Linked DNA regions of Mus musculus: region 1 is linked to region 2. A link is a contact called in ENCODE POLR2A ChIA-PET data. All regions are on one chromosome and are shown on one strand. Each heading gives the region's core, a stretch centred on a gene start or an enhancer-like site at or near the end of the contact. The rest is flanking DNA. Distances are from core to core; before and after follow the strand shown.

Region 1 (2,700 bases), core at 39-2,538, 280 kb before region 2:
CACTTGTCATCAGAACTCTGATTTATTACATTCTTCCCTACATTTACCACACAAGGTTTTCTACTTCTCAGATTACAGGCCCAGAGAAAAAGCCTTTTAAAACAGCACGGGGAAAGCTGGTCACTCTGAGAACCTTCTAGAAAACAAAAGGAGAAAACCTTTAATAAATGATCGAACTCAAGCATCCCTAGTAGCCTTCCGAACTCGCCTCACTGTGAAAGGAGACACTCCTGCCACGGGGCTGCTAAAAACCATCAAGGGAGCCACTCACACCACGTCGTCCCGTGGACCTGACTCTCCTGTCCTCCATAGCAGGAGCTCAGGGGGCAACAGGTGGCTTCTTCCAAAACTACCACAATTGCGCCACAAAGCCTGAACGCCTCACTGCGTCTGCGCGAAGAACGCTTCCTCCCGCCCTTCTGGTTCTCGCGGTGCGCGTGCGCAATCGAAGCCTCCCAAACCAGGCCGCGCGTTCCCCGTGGCGCGTCCGCCCGGGCCTCCCGTGCGCGCGCGCGCGTCCTCGCCGCGTCCAACCGCGGTGGCGTTGCCCCTCCGTCGGCCGGTTCGGTTCGCCCGACGACTCTCGCGCTCTATCGGCCCGACTCACCTCCGCCGCCACCGGGCTGGCCCGGCTGCTGGTCCTGGCGCGGAGGCGACCCTCGCTGAAAAGAGCGGCGGCGGCGCGGGGGCGGCTGCTATGGCGGGTACGAGGCCGGGGGCGGCGGCGGTGACGGCACCGCCGCTAAGGACAAGGCCGTGGTTAGGGCCCCCGGCAGCGGCGTCCCGAGCGCCAATAGGCTGGGCTTGAAGCTGCCTCTGGGCCCAGGAAGTGGGGAAAGGCCTGGTAGGCCCAGCTTACCCAGCGGCGTGGCGTTCGCTCCGGTCGCCATGGCGCCCCAGGGGACCGGCAGCAGCGGTTCCTCGTCCTCCGCGGCGACTTCTCCTTCACGAACCTTCCGGGAGCTGGAGGTGGGGGGGAGGGGACCCGACTACGCGGCTGAAGAGCGCGGGGAGCCCGTCCTCTCACGCGGCGGGCGGCGGCGGCGCCAGACGCACAAAGAGGGAGGAGAAAGGACGCCGCGGGGGCGGGCTCGGGGCGGAGGGGCCGCGGCCTGGATTGGGCCGGCCCGAGGTGAGGTCGGAGGCAGCGGCCTCCGATTGGTGGAGCACTGGCTCTTTTCAATATGGGTCGGGATTGGCCGAACCGTTAGGCCCGGCGACGAAATGGCGGCGGGGCCGGGGGAACTGGGAGGTGTCGCAGCGCGCACTCCTTGTTACTGCGCGGACTGAGGCCAGAGTGGCAGGGGAATAGGAGGGGGCAAAGTCTGTGACGTGAGAGAACGGCTAGCTCATTGGCTGAAACCGATGGAGGTAAGCGCCTCGGCGTCGTAGTGCCACACGATTGGCTGAAACGATTCCCCTCCCCCAGGAGCCAGCCGCTCGAGAATGGAGAAAGCCGGGAGGAGAAGCCGGAACCAAGGCGGAGAGCAGGGGTGCGCATGCGTAGGGAGGGCACGCGTGTCCCCGCCCCCTTCCCCAGAGGGGCGGAACGGAGGCCTTAAGTGACGTTAGTCATTGTGCTAGAGGTAACTAGGGACCGCGGCGAAGGGGCGGGCTCGAGCTGACGAACAGGATACGTCGAAGCTGCAGGTAGAGTAGAGAAAGACTTCCTGTTTTCTCTGAAAAATAGTGTTACGAAATGGCTCAAAACTAGGGTAGTTGGTGGGTGTATTTAAAGACTTTATTTCATTCCGGTACAAGGTAGCCAAGTAGCCTGTCACCCGAGAACTTGAAAGGCTGAGACAGGAGAGCTGACATGAGTTTGGGGCTAACCTGGGGTACAGTATATCTGTCTCAAAAAATCCAGGTTCAATGGCACATACTAACTCTTGTAAAGGAAAAGTCAGGCGCTCCAAGTCCTTCTTGGAGAGGGGAGAGAAAGTCATTTCAAAAGTTAGTCTAAAAGTGTGCACTTCCAGGGAAATCTCAATGCGTTGGAAATTTGTTTCGGGTACCTTAAAATTACCCATAAAAATGGTAGGGAACTTGTAAATGAGACTGAGGCCAAACATTCCTTCCCATGAAATAAACATGAGAGTAATGAAACAGGTTAGCACAACATAATAGAACTGGGGATAGATAGGGTTCTCACAGAGAGGTTATTTAGACCCAGTAGGGGAAACAGTGTTTAATATGTAATTAGAGTGGCTAGAGAAATAGCAGATAAGACCAGGCACTGGCTACTCTTCCAGAGTCCCAGGTTGGATTCCTAGAACCTAAATGGTGACTCACAACCATCCGTAACTTCAGTCCCAGGATATCAGAACCCTCTTCTGGCCTCACAGGCACTGCATATATATGGTGCACAGACTTATATGCAGACAAAACACCCATATACATAAGACTAAGTAATCTTTTAAAATGATGTAGAAAAGTAGACATGTAGACAACAGAAGGTTTGGAGTAATCTAGGAATAAAGAGACTACAAAGATAAGAAACTCAAGTATGGTGGATGGTACAAGTCAACAGACTATGACAGGTAGGGAGGAAATGGCCATAGAACAGAGAAAGAGCAAATGTCTGGGCAGAAAATACAATTGAGTGGTAGAACCTAGCACATGTAACTCCCAGATTACATCAGCAGACATGTGAAAGTAGAAAAGCCAACTGTAATACCCAAGAAACCTATCAACCTAAGC
Region 2 (2,709 bases), core at 1-2,500:
CTAGGTCAGTGTAAAAGTACTTTGGGAGCCGGGCAGTGGTGGTGCACGCCTTTAATCCCAGCACTTGGGAGGCAGAGGAAGGTGGATCTTTGAGTTCGAAGCCGGCCAGGTCTACTAAGTAAGTGAGTTCCAGGACAGCCAGGGCTATACAGAGAAACGTTGTCTCGAGGAAAAAAAAAAAAAGTACTTTGGGGGTGTTGCTGAGAAAAGTTTTCCTTATCTTCTATCCAAGACTTCTCAGCCTCTAAGCCTGGTTCTAAGTTTGTAAGTTCTTGCACCATGTTGGGCACCAACTGTGGAAGCATTGGGCGGGAGTTTTTTGACTCCCTTGCTCCCAAATAACTGCAGGGCATTTCTTCCCCCCAACGCCACTACCTCCTGAGTAAAGGACACAGAGCTGTTATTCAAAGGCTGCTGGCACTATGTTGGGCAGGTTCTGAGCTACTCTAACCCTCTCAGGCTGCCTATCTACCAGTCACACGGTCCTCTACCTGAATCTCAGTCTTACTCTGACTCAATCTGGTCCATGTGTGCCCTCATGACTGCTCTCTCCCTCCTCTTGACCTTAGAGTGAAACCACCTGCTCTCTCCGCGCCTCCCCCTCTCCCACTTCTCTCTCCCTAGACTCTTCCGGACGCCTCAATGGGCGCTGATGTCCCGCCTCCTCTGTCCTCTCCTGCCCAGCCATAGGCTGATCAGCTCTTTATCAACCAATCAGAGATGATTTAAAAAAAAAAAAACAACAGTGAGCCCGGAGGTGCTAGTTAGCCGGACTAAGGATACCTAGGCATAGAAATTAGCATCTGAATACGCAGCGCACAAACCCAACCCCAACACCTGGGGGACCAGGAACTCACCCTCGGCCAGATTTCAGAGAACGAGTTCGGGAGATCTGAGCCAGATTTCCGCTTGGACGACTTCGAAGGCTTAGTAAGTGAAGTCCTGGGCCCTGGAAAGGAAAACACGTTTGATGGTGAGCAAAACTTTGCTCGAAGAAAAGGCGACAAACAAACGAAACAAGATGCTTGACGAGTTCGGAAAAGCAAAAGTCGTTTTCCAACTACCCCTTTGGGGCGTCTTCCACCGGGAGCCAAGTTTTGTTCCCCAAACAACCCCGCTCCACTGCTCCCGTGCTCACCAGACCGCTGGGCAGCCCCTCCTGATCGTGTTCGCCGCTCCGCCATGTGTACGGTCGGGCTCAGTCTCCGCCGCGGTCGCCTACTCAGGCTCGCGCCAACCGGGAACTTTGCTGCTTCAAACGTTCAAATTGCCCGCCTTGCTAGCGAGAAAGCGGAAGTGACACAGGCCGGAGGCGGACCATCCGCTTTTGTTGTCACAGGCTTTACGTCTAGCTAGCAAAAGGCAGAGGCGTATCCTGCGGCGCTGTGGCGTCATCAGCGTGCGCCGCACCCGGAAGAGACGTGGCAGCGGAGGGATAATCAGGCCGGACCTGAAGGGAGCGGAGCTGCAGCTACCGGAGTTGGTGAGCTCAGTCCCCGGCCTTCCGCGCTTTTCATTACCGTACGCACCGGTCACGATCGGCATCGCGGAGGTTCGCGGACATCCAGAATGTGGTCGGCCAGCTGGGGGCGGGTCAAGAGGGGGTGGGTCTTGGGGGCGGGGCTGGTGGTATTGGAGCTGTGCAGAGATCTGGCGAGGGCCTTCCTGGGTCTTGATGGAATGAAGGGTCGGTCGTTTGTGGTACGATCTGTACAGGAGACGTGGCTTTACCCATGCTAAGGCATTATGCTAGAATTTGGTGTTGGGACTGGTGTGAGACGGGACTGAGAGATTTAAAAGAAGAGAACTGGGTTGGTGAAAACAAACTGGCAGCCACCAAAACCTGGCTTCCTGCTAACTGATTTCACCCCACCACACCCTCCAGGATCGGTCATGGGACTTTGCAAGTGCCCCAAGAGGAAGGTGACGAACCTGTTCTGCTTCGAACACCGAGTTAACGTCTGCGAGCACTGCCTAGTAGCCAATCACGCCAAGGTGGGGCGTTTAGAGCAGTGTCTGAGCAGGGCGGGTGGGTGGGCAGACAAGATTGCCTACTTCTAAATCCATGTGGGGACCTATGCTAGACTGTAAGCTCCACAAGGGCAAGAACATGGGGTGTGATGCGCTCTGCTATGCCTTCAGTAGCTGCTCAATAAATGGTCACTCAATAAATGGAACAGATGAAATGATGAGTCTGATGAGAGAAAACGAGGCATTTGAGCCTTGGAGTGGTGTGTGCATCGTGGAGCCTGGGGCACCAGTTGTGACATCTCTCTCCCACTCCAGTGCATCGTGCAGTCCTACTTGCAGTGGCTACAAGATAGTGACTACAACCCCAATTGCCGCCTGTGCAACACACCCCTGGCCAGTCGGGAGACCACCCGTCTTGTTTGCTATGGTGAGGCCTGGGAAGGGGTCAGGGCAGCCCCAGGATCCAGCTTGGATACAGGTTTGATAGCATCTTTCAAGAAGCAAGACAGTGAGTCCCTCAAGCGTGGAGGTCAGAGCCTCAGATCCTGATTCCTTTAGGTACCGTCCTGTTTTATAAAGCCTCAGCAAGCCTTTTCTCTTCGTAGGCCTTAGAATCTTCCCTGAAAGTTAGAGCTTCTCCTTCCTGCTCTGCCAGTCTGGGAGAGCTAGAGATGACTATGAGCTGTGGCTGGGAGAAAGATCCACTTTAGGGGATGTTACTGACCCCGATACTGTACC

What was found. ChIA-PET counts read pairs that join two places held with the same protein, here RNA polymerase II (POLR2A).
Region 1: POLR2A ChIA-PET joins it to region 2 with 24 read pairs in embryonic stem cell. The contact joins the promoter of Sf1 here to the promoter of Cdca5 in region 2. POLR2A ChIA-PET finds 5 or more read pairs at or near these places in 4 of 5 experiments (Patski and embryonic stem cell).

The regions. Positions count from the first base shown.
Region 1 is chr19:6,362,278-6,364,977 of GRCm38, reverse strand. Sf1 (splicing factor 1) reads right to left here and starts at 1,288. Exons shown (of 13, transcript NM_001110791.1): 1 at 860-1,288. The coding sequence starts at 890. Gm14966 (predicted gene 14966) reads left to right here and starts at 1,268. Exons shown (of 3, transcript NR_168058.1): 1 at 1,268-1,371.
Region 2 is chr19:6,083,638-6,086,346 of GRCm38, reverse strand. Cdca5 (cell division cycle associated 5) reads right to left here and starts at 1,250. Exons shown (of 6, transcript NM_026410.3): 1 at 1,139-1,250; 2 at 858-949. The coding sequence starts at 1,184. Zfpl1 (zinc finger like protein 1) reads left to right here and starts at 1,372. Exons shown (of 8, transcript NM_024231.3): 1 at 1,372-1,483; 2 at 1,886-1,995; 3 at 2,287-2,398. The coding sequence starts at 1,894.